3 separate regions of the Homo sapiens genome follow, and regions 2 and 3 are each linked to region 1. Evidence: chromatin loops called from intact Hi-C (ENCODE). Cell type or tissue: PC-3. All regions are shown on one strand. Each heading gives the region's core, and the rest is flanking DNA. Links, peaks and the distances in the headings are about the cores only.

Region 1 (4,849 bases), core at 1,151-3,650:
CTGATTCTTCATCTCTCCCTATTTCCTATTCCCTGGTTCAAAAATCTATGGTCTGGAACTGCCCCAAAACTTTATAGACATAATACGAAAATGTGAATGAAGATCAGGAGTGGTAGCTCATGTCTGTAATCCCAGCACTCTGGGAGGCTGAGGCAGGCAGATTGCTTGAGCTCAGGAATTCGAGTCCAGCCTGGGCAACATAGCAAGACCCCGTCTCTACAAAAAATACAAAAATTAGCTGAGCATGGTGGTTTGTACCTGTAGTCCCATCTACTCAGGAGGCTGAGGCAGAAGTACAACTTGAGCCTGGGAAGCAGAAGTTGCAGTAAGCCAAGACTGCACCACTGCACTCTAGCCTGGGCACTAGAGTGAGACCTTGTCTCAAAAAAATAAATAAATAAAACAAAATAAAATATGAGTTATATATCTGGGGGAAAGTGACAGCAATCATTACCATCCTAAATGAGTATAACTTTCTCCCAGTGGTCACTCTACTTTCCAACATGTAAATAAAACTACTGTTAAGAAGAATTTTACGAAATTGGGACAATGAGAATATCACATAGTAAAGAAAGGCAACATTGATGACCTAAATATGTTATAATTGAAAAAAAAAACAAAAAAAACACAAAAAACCAAGTGTTTAGCTCAACCACAGACAGAAGAAAATACATAAATGCAAAACCTATTAGAATAAAAAAGCAGAAAAAATTTATCAGTCATTTCTTTAAAAAAAGATAAAAACCTAATCTGGAAAAACTGAAAGAAAATGAAAACTAAAGAAAATCTAGGAAGGAGAAACATATCTACAGAGAGGAAAAAATTAAAATATTTATATTACTATACATAACCTATGTAAAAACATAAATTATATGCTTAAATAAGAAAAAAAAACCATTGACCAATATTGATAAGATATCACAAACCCAAGAGTATATGCCTGAAGTTCACAAAAGGAAAAAAAAAATTATTAACTTTGCCCTACATAGCGGGGGGGGGGGGGGGGAATGTTTCTGTCAGGCTGTAGAATTGTTTTACCCTACTTACAAGCTAATAAGTTAGCTTTTCATTGTTTCATGGATTCTGGCAAAAGACAGAGATTTCTGAGTCAAAGAGCTTGATTACTTGTGGCACAGCAAGCAACATGAACATTAGTATGTTTACATGGGTTCCCCATGGGCCCACATTCCACAGGGAGAAGTATGATGGACCCACAAGAATTCTACACAGGCAGTGGGTATGGATCACATCTAAAGAACACTGAATGTGGGAAACCCATCATTTAATAACAAGCAGTAAGTAAGTTGCCCTTTGTCCCAGGGAGAAACACTCACTTATCCCTCAAAGTCACTCACTGAAAACACCCCGAGAAAAGGCCATGGTAAAGAGCAGTCAGGGCCTCACACGGTCTTGGCATAGTCAGTTTGTCTCTATTCACACTTATCAGGGAATGGGTCTATAATATGTACATCTAAAGGAGTAAACCAGACTGTCAGATGGGCAAGTGCAAATTACTTTCACAGTGTGCAAGCCCCAAGGAGTGGTATTTTTAAGCTGCCCATCTGTAGTCTTCCAAGTGGCAGACCAGACAGGTAGGCCATTGGCAACAGCACAAGAGTCAGTATGAATGTATTATATTTAACCAAGGGGTCAGATTTTGTTCAGGGAGAGGATGACGGCCTTGAGTTCTGCCCACTGAGTAGAGTGACCACTTCAGCTTTTGGTTTTACAAGGCTTATGCCTGGTGAAATGGTAGCAGAGGCAGCCCGAAGAGCCCACCAGCTGTTAACTTAGCTAAACGTCCCAGCAGCCTGGCCCAGGCATTTAGGGAAACCACTGTGAACTGAGGGCCCTTTTGAGCCAGTGACCTTACTTCAGGTAGTGAAATGGGTTATTTAGTTCACTCCCAAAAGAGTAGCTGCCACTTTTTCACATATACCTGATACCATGCTAGGGCCCAGAAGCTGGGCTTTTGAATATATAATTTCCATTTGAGCAGGGAGGCTTATTGGGTCCCTTTTACCTTGCGAGACACTGACTCCTAGTTGAACTACGTGAAAATGTAAATGTCATGTGGTAGAGTCACAAGGCCTCCATGGGTCAGGCATTCAGTTTCAACAAGAGCTTAAGAACTGCTATTTTAAAAAGGGGTGTACTAAGTGGCTGAGTCAGGCAGGTGGCACTATTGTACTTAGAAACAGTCTCTCGGGGTAGTCCAGCAGCTATGAAGTCTATACAAAGTTGTGATTGTCCTTTCTCCTCCTGGGATTGATTCTTTGTTGTTTCTGCTGGACCACCTGGGGGTGTCCATGTGTGGTAGTCTCTGAATGACAGTTTCCCTCTGGGCTTCACAAACATTGACAGCATTCACAGTATAAGCATGTAAAATACCAATACCAGTTATATAATCAGAGCCAAAACAATAAACCATTAAATCAGTCAAGTTTGAGTGCCTTTTCCTTAGGAGCCCAGATCAAGGAACATGTGTCAGACTACAACACAGTTATCAGGAGACTACCATCACCCACCAGGAGTACAGGGAGAAAGAGGTGAGCAGTGGGAAGAAATGTAAGTATTGACCTTTTTCTTCTCGACCCATGGGCCCTTACGAACTTCCTCTTCCAGAAGCTGTGTGTCAGTCAACATCCCACCCATGACAGTCTCCAAAACTACCAAGAACTGTAAAAGTCTAAGGTATGATTTTACCTGACTTACAAACTAATAAGTTAGCCTTTTATTCTTTTATGGATTCTGATAGAAGACATAAGACAGACTCCTGGGTCAAAGACAAATGACTTTACTGCTCATGACATAGAGCAAGCAGTATAAGCGTTACTATGCTTGCCCCCAAAGTCCCACAGGGGGTGACAAAATATGGACTTAGATGGATCCTACAGAGTTGGCATATGTTTCCGTTAAGGAACACTGGGCTTGGGGAAGCACTGTTTTATAGTAAGCAATAAAACACACTTGCTCCCTGTCCCCAATCCCAAAGGCAAACATTACCTCATTCCTCAAGGTTGCTCACTGCAAACACAACCCTGAGAAATGGCCCAGGTAAAGAGTGGTCAGGACCTTGCATTTTTTGCTGGTCAGACCAAGAAAGAACATGCAAGGACTCACAGGGCCCATGGCAGATGGACTTTCCTAATAGTTTGATGTTAATTTTTTTGTAATCTTCAAGATACTTTAGTTTCTATAATTATAAAAGTTGACATCAGAAACCAATGACAATAAATTTTAAACATTACAAAATTTCCTTTAAAAGATGCACTAGTGAGTTATATTATAGTGAGTCTAATAATGCCATAAAGGAATAGATAATTCCTATATTAACTCATCCAGAATAAGAATAATATGGCTGCCTAATTCACTTTACGAAAGTAGAATGACCGATAAAAATTAAAGATGTCAAATAATTTCAATAAATGTACAGCTATTCATTTATTAACACAGAAACATGAAAACAAAATGAAAGCAATCTTAATTCAAAAGCAAATTAAGATAATCCCACACCATTAATAATCAGTAGTTTTCCTCAGAATTGAAAAGAAGGTATAATATTTCAAAGTATTTTGTAATATATTAGTATGTCCAATGAGAAAAACCTTGTATCCATCCCAATAGTTGAAAAAATAATTGATAAAATAAAGCAATTATTTCTGCCTTTAAGTTTTAAAAGCAGGTGTGAACAGAGAAACATGCCATGTTATTTGATAAGAGATTCAATACAACACAGATGTAAATTTTTCCTAAATTAACCAATACTTTTAACATAATTCTAATTAAACCCTAACAAGGCTTTTGGGGAAGGGGAGCTTGGGGAGGAAAAGGATTCCAATGTTGACTTAAAAGCATCAACAAATACAAGGAGCTAAGGCATTCTGGAGGAAAAAAGAGCCACAATGAAGAAGAAATCCTCCTGTCAGAAACTGGATAATAAAGCAATAAATATTAAAACAGTATGGCACTACTATAAGAAATAGATAATGGAGCAGAACAAAGAGCTATGAAATAGACCATAATATAAATATAATGAATACAATTGACTAGGTACCTGAGGAAAAAAATCTGGTTGGATTCTTACCTTTTGATGAAAATAAATTACAGATAGATTAAAAGTTTAATGTAAAATAAAAGGAAAAACTTTTAGAAAGCTACAGAAAGAATTAGTAAAATCTCCCAATCAGGTTCGGGAAAAACTGTTAGTATAAAAACAATATAAAAGTCACATACACAGGAAAATTTGGCTACATAAAAATAAAAGTCTTTTGTATATGAAATTCAATACAAGTATAAGAAAATGTTAGAAATGGTTTGTTAACAAGTGAGTTAAGTATTAATATGCATAAATATATATTACTGTTTAATAGAGCTCTTTCAAAATTAAAAAAACTACTTTATTATTTTTTAAAGTATAAATAATCAGGCAAAAAAAATATACTGGTAGTATTACTCTAAAAAATCACTAATAAATTAATAATTTACTTCTGATTTGCCATTTTTTAAATTAAATACTTGCAAAAAAGCAAAAAAATAGTTTTGAATATAGGAAGCAACCTCATCTATTGTTTTGATTACTTTGTTATTCCCCAGGTATATATTCAGTTTATATTTAAAGAGCTATAGGCCAAATAAACTCAGTTTTGCATGTTTATTTCAAAAAACAAGTTATGCTTATATGAAACATTTCATACATTTTATGTTATTTTGGCACAATTTATATGCTAAAATCAAAAGCTAATCAAGACAAAACATTCTCAGATATATTACGGTTTTCAATACAAATCACATTCTTGAATATACAATGTCTTAGAATATTAAATTTTTTTTATTATAAGAAGTTTCT
Region 2 (4,849 bases), core at 1,145-3,644, 1.0 Mb after region 1:
TAGATTGCCTTGAGCAGGCTATTAGGGGAAATATGGATGGGGAATATCCTGTTGGCGAGAGGTCAGAAGGAAGTGAGAAGCCTTCTTGTATTGTTTCAGAGAATACCTAAATCATCACCAACAGACTGTAGAACCTTCGTTAAAGTTACTGCCAAGTGAGGACTCAGAAGGAAAGGAGGATTGTGTTATTGGAAAGTGGGGCAAAGGAGAGAATTCCCTTGTTAGGGAATGCAGAAAGCTTCCTGGAATTATGTCCTGCAGTTATGTGGGAAGCAGGAGCTTGTAAGAGATAAACTTGCGTATTTAGCTGAGGGTATGTCCCAGCAACATGCTCAGGAAATGACCTGCTTTCTTCTTCCTGCTTACAGTAAACTGCAAAAGGAGAGAAATAAATCGAGGGAACAACTAGTAAGTGAAATAAAACCAACACTCAGTGATTTGAAAAATTATGTTTATGCAGATTGCAAAAGTTCTAAAATTAGGAGATTTACCATCAGAAAGTGCACTCTGGAGGAGAAACCAAGAGTTTGGCTAGACAACCTTTTGCTAGTGCCTCAGAAGGATGCAAAGATCAGAGCATATAGTCACATCAGGGCTGGTTGAAGAGATTCAAGCATGTGTGACTCATGGGAGCCCTCAGCCATCTCCACAGAACCAAAAATGGAGATGGGGTTATTATTCTATTCCTCATTTGTAGGAGTTTTAATCACAAATTGGAGCCAGAGTTTGTCAAATTCTTTTTCTGCATCTACTGAACTCAGAATCATATGAATTTTCATCTTTATTCTGTTAACATGCTGAATAGCATCTATTTTCAAATGTTATCCTAACATTTCATTCCTGGAATGAACCCCATGATGTATTATTTCTTCTTTTATATTGACTGATTCAATTTGCTAATATTTTGTTAAGGATTTTCACTTGTATGTTCTTGAGTAATATTAACCTATAATTTTCTTTTCTTGCAAGGTTTATTTGTTGTTGTTTGTGTGTTCTTTATATTTTGATATCTGGATGGTACTGGCCTCATTAAATGAGTTGAAAATATTCCTTCTTCCTCTTCTGCTTTCCAAAATAATTTGTGTACAGTTACTATTATTTCTTCTTTAAGTGTTTGATAGAATTCACAGGTGAAATTATATGGACCTGACATTTTCTTTGAGGGAAGGATTTTGATAGCAAATTCAATCTCCTTAATAACATTTTCTGCTTATTTTGTATCAGGTTTGGGAGGTTTTATTTTTCATTTGAGTTTTTAAATTTATTGGCATAAAGTTATTTATATTATTTCTTTATTTTCCTTTCAATCACTGGAGTGATATGCTCTTTCATTCTTCATATTTCTAATTTTTGTTTTCTCTCCTTTCACTTAAAGAGTACTATCTATCAGTTTGGTTAATCTTTTTTTTTTTTTTTTTTTTTTTTTTTTTTTTTTTTTTTTTTTTTTTGAGACAAGTCTCGCTCTGTTGCCCAGCCTGGAGTGCAGTGGCACGATCTCTGCTTACTGCAAGCTCCACCTCCCAGGTTCAAGCCATTCTCCTGCCTCAGCCTCCCGAGTAGCTGGGACTGCAGGCGCCAGCCACCACGCCCGGCTAATTTTTTGTATTTTTAGTAGAGACGGGGTTTCACCGTGTTAGCCAGGATGGTCTCGATCTCCTGACCTCGTGATCCGCCCTCCTCGGCCTCCCAAAGTGTTGGGATTACAGGCGTGAGCCACCGCGCTCGGCCGGAAATCTCTCAATTTTTAGAACCCTATCCACATTTATGGGTGGGAGAGAGACATAGCATCTACCCTGACTTTCTACCTTCTTGGTCATTTGGCCTCTGGGAGATTCTTAAAAGCATTTCTACTCTCTCTCTTATCCTGAAATTTCTAGCCACAGGCCATATTTTGCTAGCATGTTTTGCTTACCTGCATACACATAAAAATGTGTAGCTGTCCAGTGTTTTGAATGGAACTGAGCAAAGCTACATAGCCAGTTTTCCTTTCTTTCTCTCTTTTATATTTTAAGAATTGCTGAGGAGGGCGGTTGTTTTGTTTTGTTTTTGTTTTACTTCCTTGTCAGGTCTGCAAAAAACTCCTTAAAGCCTCAATCCCATTTCCAGAAAATTTAATCACAAAATTAGGCATGTCTGCCCTCTAGTGGCAGGCCTGGTGATTACCATAGAAGCCGAATATTTTGACACCGGTTTTTGATGGAATTACCATCCAATAAGACGGCCACGTCAGATTGTGTTTAACCACCAAGCCATGACCTTTACTTCGTCTCTAATCTTCACTCTACATAAAAAGAACTTTCCTTTTTCTCTGTATCAATGTTTGAATTTATTCGTTTATACTAAATGTATATTACCTTTATGGTAAAAAAAAATATGGAATTAAAAAATATATGTTTATAACAGCCTTGGCCTTTAGGGAGGTAATAGTATGTTTAATGAAACTGTTGTAATAAAGGAGTTTTAATACTGAAAACATAACAGGTCATCACAGAGAGGAAACAATGTGAAACATTAAGTGATTTCTTACACACTTTGAAAATAGGAATAGGGTCCAAGTATTCTCTCTAGACCTGCCACCAACCTGCTTTCTACTAGAGAGCCAAATAAAGATTTTAAATCAGGGAGTAAAAGCCAGGCATAATATCCTTTTTTGGGGGGGAGGGGGATGGAGTCTCGCTCTGTTGCCTGGGCTGGAGTGCAGTGGCGTGATCTTGGCTCACTGCATCCTCCGCCTCCCAGGTTCAAGCAGTTCCCCTGCCTCAACCTTGGGAGTACCTGAGACTACAGGCATGCCACCGTGCCCGGCTAATTTTTGTATTTTTAGTAGAAATGGGGTTTCACTGTGTTGGCAAGGCTGGTCTCGAACGCCTGACCTTGCGTGATCTGCCCATCTCTGGCTCTCAAAGTGCTGGGATTACAGGCAAGAGCCACCACACCCAGCCTATCCTTCATTTTTCAGAGCAGTGTTTCAGATACTTTTGATCCTTGGCTCATTTTGATAAACTTGAAAATCTCAACATCTTCCTTCCCTCCTAGAGAGTCACAGCCACCATCTGGGAAGAGTTTCCTCAAAGCTTTAACTTCTGTAGTCCGTAGGACAAAATAATAATTTCTGTATTAGTTCATTCTCTCACTGCTATGGAGAAATACCTGAGACTGGGTAATTTTTAAAGAGAAGAGGCTCACCCTTTCACAGGCTGTATAGGAAGCATGGCAGCATCTGCTCGGCTTCTGGGGAAGTCTCAGGAAACTTACAATCATGGTGGAAGTCGAAGGGGAAACACTGCTTCGCATGGCTGGAGCAAGAGAGCGGGGTGAGGTGCTGCGCACTTTTAAACAACCAGATCTCAAGAGGACTCACTATCACCATGACAGCACTAAGGGGGATGGTGTTAAAGCATAAGAAACCGACTCCATGATCCAATCACCTCTCACCAGGTCCCACCTCCAACACTGGGAATTACAATTGAACATGAGATTTGGGTGGGGACACAGATCCAAACTATTTCCTTCATTTCTAAAATTAAAAAATATATTGGTAATTGCTTTGCCTACCTCTGACCTGCCGCCACCCTCCACACAACCCAAGTATACTGTTCAGTGAGGATCACTGTTTTAAAATTCTAGTTTCATTAGCAAAAGATAACTTCCCTCTTGCTGATCTCAGAAGGTTTTACCCATCATTGATTCTAAGCAAAATACATGTTCATTCTCAGTTATCATGAAGGATCTGCATCTCAAAAATCTCTGACGTCTCTCTCAACATAACATGGTTCATTCTACATTTATTTTTATTTAATATATTGATCAGTGGGCATGATGGGCACATGACTACAGACTATTATAATTTGTCTGCCTGATGGTGCCTGAGCCCATGCTGTTTCCATCACCACTCTGGGTTTGTGTTACTGATGGAGTAAGTTTCAGGAGGGAGAAGGATCGAGGGCTGGCTGATATGCACAGTAGTTGGTAAATGTTTAAAGGGTTGAAATTTTAAATTTTATTTAGTATATGGCTACTCATACTGAAATTTCATATAAGTCAGGAAGTCAGTTTTTAAATAGGCAAAAGTTTCAAATGCTTCAAAACTCAACTGGTTAAATATTAAGCTTCCAAAAAAAGACATAATTTGTTGGCTGATGGTAGGGGTAGGGCAGTGGTGCGGGAGGTGTGAATGGAAAAACAAATACTCTGTGTAAAAGAGGTGTTACTTAAGATAACCTCTTACATTTTATTTTGCAAATTGTAATCTGATTACAGCATAAATTTTAGACCACTGAAATTAGAAAGGCTATAGATAGTTGAGGTCATTAATAATTATTAAGGCTGTGAGTTTGTGTGTGGGAGGGGTGAGTAGTGAATGTCAGGTGAGAGGTCTTATAGAAAGGGGACAATTTGGATAACAAATTTGAGATTAAGATAGTGACAAATACATATACTTCCAAAGTGGACTGTGGCTCTTTATGCTCAATGTTACATATCATGGCCACAAGATGGGGACACAACGTAATCTTCCCTTGTATCATGCTGGTGACAAGCAAAAACTCAAACAATGCAGGTCTTAAGTCAAAGTTACTCTATGTTTACATGAGTAAGAATTCTCCTCCCATTTTCATTTGGAATTTAATGCTAAGGTTGGCCCTATATCCAGTACAGACAGTGTGTTTGTCAGAGGGAGCATGTATTTGTGAAAACTACTTATTTTAAAAAATAATTTGGGGCCGGGCGCGGTGGCTCACGCCTGTAATCCCAGCACTTTGGGAGGCCGAGGCGGGTGGATCACGAGGTCAGGAGATTGAGACCATCCCGGCTAAAACGGTGAAACCCCGTCTCTACTAAAAATACAAAA
Region 3 (4,849 bases), core at 1,145-3,644, 120 kb after region 1:
AAAACCGTCACCACAACCAAGATGATGAATACATCCATCATTTCTAAAAGTTTCCTTGCGTCACTTTAAAATTTTTCTCTCCTGTCCTAGCTTTCACCCAGTCCCATCAACCACAAATCAGATTTCTGCCAATATGTATTAGTTTGCATTTGTAGAGCTTGGTTAAGTGGATAGTAAAATAAATTATGGCCTGTCTACATTGTGTTAAAATTAAAATAATGCTTTTGAAAAATAATTACATGGGAAGTACTTACGTGAGATACAGTGTTATGTGGAAAAAATGATATAAAATTATAAGTACAGACTGATTTTAAATTGGCACACACAAAATGCCATTAACATGTATAGAAAAAAATGAAGGAAACATCTTAAAATATGGTTATTTCTGGGTATGCATGATTATGGGTGGTTTATTTAATTTATACTATTTTATATTTTCTAAATTTAGTAAAATCAGAATACATTATTTTATAATCAGAAAAAAAAGTAAAGCAAGCCTTGAATTAGGCGATCTAAGTATACAGCAAACGTTTTATAATGCATTTCCACTTGGCTGAGGAATTGTCACTTGAAGATTTCAGCTGTAAATAGTTAAGAATGTATTCTCTAAGCGAAAGGAAAAGTTGTGATAAAGAAGCACCGTTTTTTTTCTGGAAGTGCTGGAACGCTTTGGATATTAATATAATTTTTCTGAGTAATCATGTTAATAACTATGGTATGTGAAATAATTCCTGCAGTAGCTGACTGCTTAGCCTTCTGGAACTGAACTGAACGCATTATGTGAGCTCTCTTGGTAATGAAGGTCGCAAATCAAAGGAAAGAATACATGAAAAAAGGATTAGAACAAAAAGAGATAAAGCCATAACCCTACATCCCTGTTATAATGAATCCTGTAATTTGATGAGTGTAAGCGGGTAAAAAATGGCATTTAATGAATTAAGGATGAGCTGATCTTCCCTGTTGTCAGTTGGGAATGAAACCCTTTTCCTGAAATACTGTAAGATTCAGAAAAAAAAAAAAAAAAAAAAAAAAAATCCATGTATAAGTTAATTTGGTATATATATAAGGAAATTATAATTCTTATAAAATTATAATTCATGGTGAAGTGTACATCATGAAGAGATGAAGAGTAATTTTTCTTCATGAGTTTTGCATAGGACTACAGTGTATGAAACATAGCAATGATTACAAAGTTTATATATTTATTTTTACTTACTTCAACAAAATAGTAATTGCCTACCTTGTGTTAGTAGGCCTCTAGGAAAAAGATTTTTAAAAAGCAAAGAGTGGTATCTCTGTTCTCAAGACACATAAAGTTTAGTGCATTATTTGGGTGCAGTACTTGGGCCTAAAACCAAGTATCCACAGTCTACCCTTAAACAACATGGGTTTGAACTGCAAGGGTCTAATTATATGCAGATTGTTTTCAATAAATATATTGGAAAGTTTTTTTGAGATGTGGGACAATTTGAAAAAACTCACAGATGAGCCGTGTAGCCTAGAAATTTCAAAAAATTAAGAAAAAGTTAGATAGGTGATGAATATATAAAATACAGATAGATACCAGTCTATTTTATTATACGCTAACCATAAAATATACACAGATCTATTATAAAAAGTTAAAATATATCAAAACGTATGCAAACAAACACATACCATACATACTGCCAAAATGTAAACAAACATAAAGGTGCAGTATTAAATCATAACTGCATGAAATTAACTGTATATATATTGTATTACTGTAATAATTTTGTAACCACCTTCTATGGCTATTGCAGTGAGCTCAAGCATTGTATAGGCTTAAAACACTGTGTGACACTAATTCAGTTTACTAGACAGCTGTTCATCTCTCTGGTAAATTGCTTATTGCAGTGAAAACTGATCTCTCTCGGTTCTGGTATATTTTTCATAGTATGTAGTGCAACATTGTAAACCTTGACTAACACCATGGGACCCCAATGTAATGGCACTAGTGATGCTGGAAGTGGTCCCAAGAAGCAGAGAGATGTCATGACATTACAAGAAAAAGTTTAATTGCTTGATATGTACCATTGACAGAGGTCTGCAGATATGGTTTCCTGCTATTTCAAAATAAATGAATTTTGCATAAAGACCATTGTAAAAGAAAAAGGAAACCGTGAAGCCATTGCTGCAGTTACACTAGAAGGTGAGAAAACCTTGTACTTCTTATGAAATCCTTTTTATCTCATATCAAAAATGCAGCTTTTATGTGGTGCAGGATTACTGTAAGAAAGGCATACCTACAGATTCTACTATTGATTGAAGAAAAATTGAGATCATTACGTGACAACTTAAAGAAAAAGGAAGGGGAAGGATCAAAGCTGGAGAATTTACTATCAGCAAAGGATGGTTTAATAATTTTAGAAAGAGGTTTGGCTTAAAAAATGTCAACATAACAGGAGAAGCAGCTTTTCCTGACAAGTTTCCAGATTTTCCGAAGAAAATCATCAAGGAGAAAGGATATCTACCAGAACAGGTTTTTAATGAAGACAAAAGTGTCCTATTCTGGACAAAAGAATGTCACAAAAGATATGTATTAGGAAGAGAAGGGATTTAAGACAGGAAAAGACAGGCTAACTCTACTGTTCTGTGCAAATGCAGTCGGGTTTGTGATGAGGACCGAATTTACAAAGCTGCTAAGCTCGAAACCTTGAAGGAAAAAGTTAACACCAGATGGCAGTCTTTTAGTTGTACAACAAGAATGCCTGGACAATAAGAACTCTATTTCAGGATTGGTTCCAAAGATGCTTTATTCCTAAAGTCAGAAAGTATCTTGCCAGTAAAGGACTTTTTTTTTCTCTTTTAAGAAACAGGGTCTTGCTCTGTTACCCTGTTGCCCAGGCTGGAGTGCAGTGGCATGATCATGGCTCACTGCATCCTCAAACTCCTGGGCTGAAGTGATCCTCCCACCTCAGCCTCCCAAGTAGCTGAGACAGGTGTGCGCCATCATGCCCAGCTAATTTTTTTTCATTTTTGCAGAAGGTGGTCTCGAACTCCTGGCCTCAAGTGATCCGCCTGCCTCAGCCTCCCAGTGTTGGGATTAAGATGTGAGCTACCATGCCTGGCCTAGTGACTGTCTTTTAAATTTCTTTTGATATTGGGCAGTGCCCCTGGCTACCCAAAATGCATGAGTTCAACACTGAAGGTTCCAAAGTGATCGACTTGCTCCCATACTCAGTGTCTCTAATTCAGCCTTTAGATCAGGGGGGTCTTAAGGACCTTTAAGGCTCATTACACACAGTACTCTATGGAAAGAATTGTCAACACTATGGAAGAAAACCCTGAGAGAGAGAACGTCATGAAAGTCTAGAAGGGTGACATCTTTGAAAATGCCATCACTGTTATAAAGTTGTAAATGCCATCAAGCCTGAAACCACTAAATTCCTGCTGAAGAAAACCGTGTCCAGATATGCATGACTTTGCCAGATTTATGACAGAGCCAATCAAGAAATCATGAAAGTGATTGTGGTCATGGCAAAAAAAAAAAAAAAAAAAAAAGCTGGCCAAGGGAGGTGAATGTTTTCAAAATGGGCATCGTGGAGAAATTCAAGAGCTAATCAAGGGTCAAATATATTTTGAGCCTGAAGAAATGAATATTTTCAATACTTATTTTCATCCATTAGTATACTAAAAGGAAATGAAAGTGACAGCATCAATCAATATAGTTATCAATTTCCATTAAAATTAGAGTTTGTGTAATTGTTAACAAAACAAAGTATTCTCTAAAAATATTTAAAGGTAATTGTACATTTTTTCTCACTTATTTTTAGTGGCATTGTCCTTTTGTATTTTTTGGATAAGTCATTCTCCTGGAAAACACTTTTCCCAAAGAACTAACAATTAATTATCTTGCATCCAAGATCCAATATTAGTGAAGTTGAAATAAGACTGAAAAGAATCTGGTACCGAGTCAGTGACTCCTAAGGCAGGTGTCTCAGCTCTCCACCAAAGTGTAAATGGATGCTATCATATTCAATCTAGTAGTAATATAATGTTCACAAGTACATGCATTATACTTTGTATGATTGGAAGGGAATATATTGTACTCTAATTTTCCTGTGGCAAAAAGGTGTGTGAACTGTGGCTATGGGTAGTTATGATACACGGGAACATCTCTTACCATAGTATTATTATAGAAGTTTAGAAATGTGGTAAACATATATGTCAGAAACAATGGTGTATCATGAATACACATGAATAATTAGTGCAATTAAATATTTTATCCTTCTCGTGTGCTTATAGCCTATTTTTCTTCACAAATCCTTCTACTTATTAAAGTGAACCCATTTTCAGGGATGTATTAGAAAATAAAGAAACAGTAATAATGATAATTCAGTAATGTCTTTAAAAAAAGATATTTCAGAGTTAAAGTGCTGATGCTTTCCGAGAGCTTAATTGTATTTAAAAATAAATGAAATTCTGATGACTTACATATTTTACCTCCCCCAAACCTTCCTCTAATGTAAATGCTATTTCATATAAAACTCCTTAAGCAGAACTTGACATCTTTTAAGATCATTCACTATCATAACATAATGTAATCAGCAAGTGTTTTTCACTTCATTTGAAATGTCTCTGTGGATGAACACAGATCCTATTGATAGCAGCCATCAAATGCCTCACTATCATTGTATAATGAAGCTAATATCACTATGAAATAAGAAAATGAACTCTAAAAATCCACGGAGCTCCCCAAAACTTTTTGACAGATCAAAACAAAAACTTTGAGTAAAAATAGTGACACAGTAATGTCTCTTAACCATTTTGTATTTAGGCTGATTATCTGATATATATTCTTGAAACTACCTTGTCTGTTAAAAAATAT

Evidence for each region. A loop is a pair of places that touch in the nucleus more often than their neighbours do. Peaks named below come from ENCODE experiments on the same cell type or tissue, not always from the same donor. Only the 100,000 strongest peaks of a DNase experiment are listed, where the experiment ranks them.
Region 2: a loop joins it to region 1, with 6 times the contacts of the local background. A loop is called at or near these places in 6 of 110 quality-filtered maps.
Region 3: it touches region 1 in a loop (14-fold over the local background); 4 of 110 quality-filtered maps call a loop at or near these places.

The regions. Positions count from the first base shown.
Region 1 is chr13:96,018,133-96,022,981 of GRCh38, forward strand. All of the region lies in intron 4 of UGGT2 (UDP-glucose glycoprotein glucosyltransferase 2), which reads right to left. Among named protein-coding and RNA genes, the nearest start is that of UGGT2, 33 kb to the right of the region's middle. In PC-3, for the core only: a CTCF peak has its summit at 2,176; DNase peaks (open chromatin) are centred at 2,179 and 3,009; H3K27ac peaks cover 640 bases.
Region 2 is chr13:97,026,758-97,031,606 of GRCh38, forward strand. No RefSeq gene overlaps it. Among named protein-coding and RNA genes, the nearest start is that of OXGR1, 35 kb to the left of the region's middle. In PC-3, for the core only: a CTCF peak has its summit at 2,147 (motif pointing left); no DNase peak of the experiment used is centred there.
Region 3 is chr13:96,138,534-96,143,382 of GRCh38, forward strand. All of the region lies in intron 1 of HS6ST3 (heparan sulfate 6-O-sulfotransferase 3), which reads left to right. Among named protein-coding and RNA genes, the nearest start is that of HS6ST3, 51 kb to the left of the region's middle. In PC-3, for the core only: a CTCF peak has its summit at 2,701 (motif pointing right); no DNase peak of the experiment used is centred there.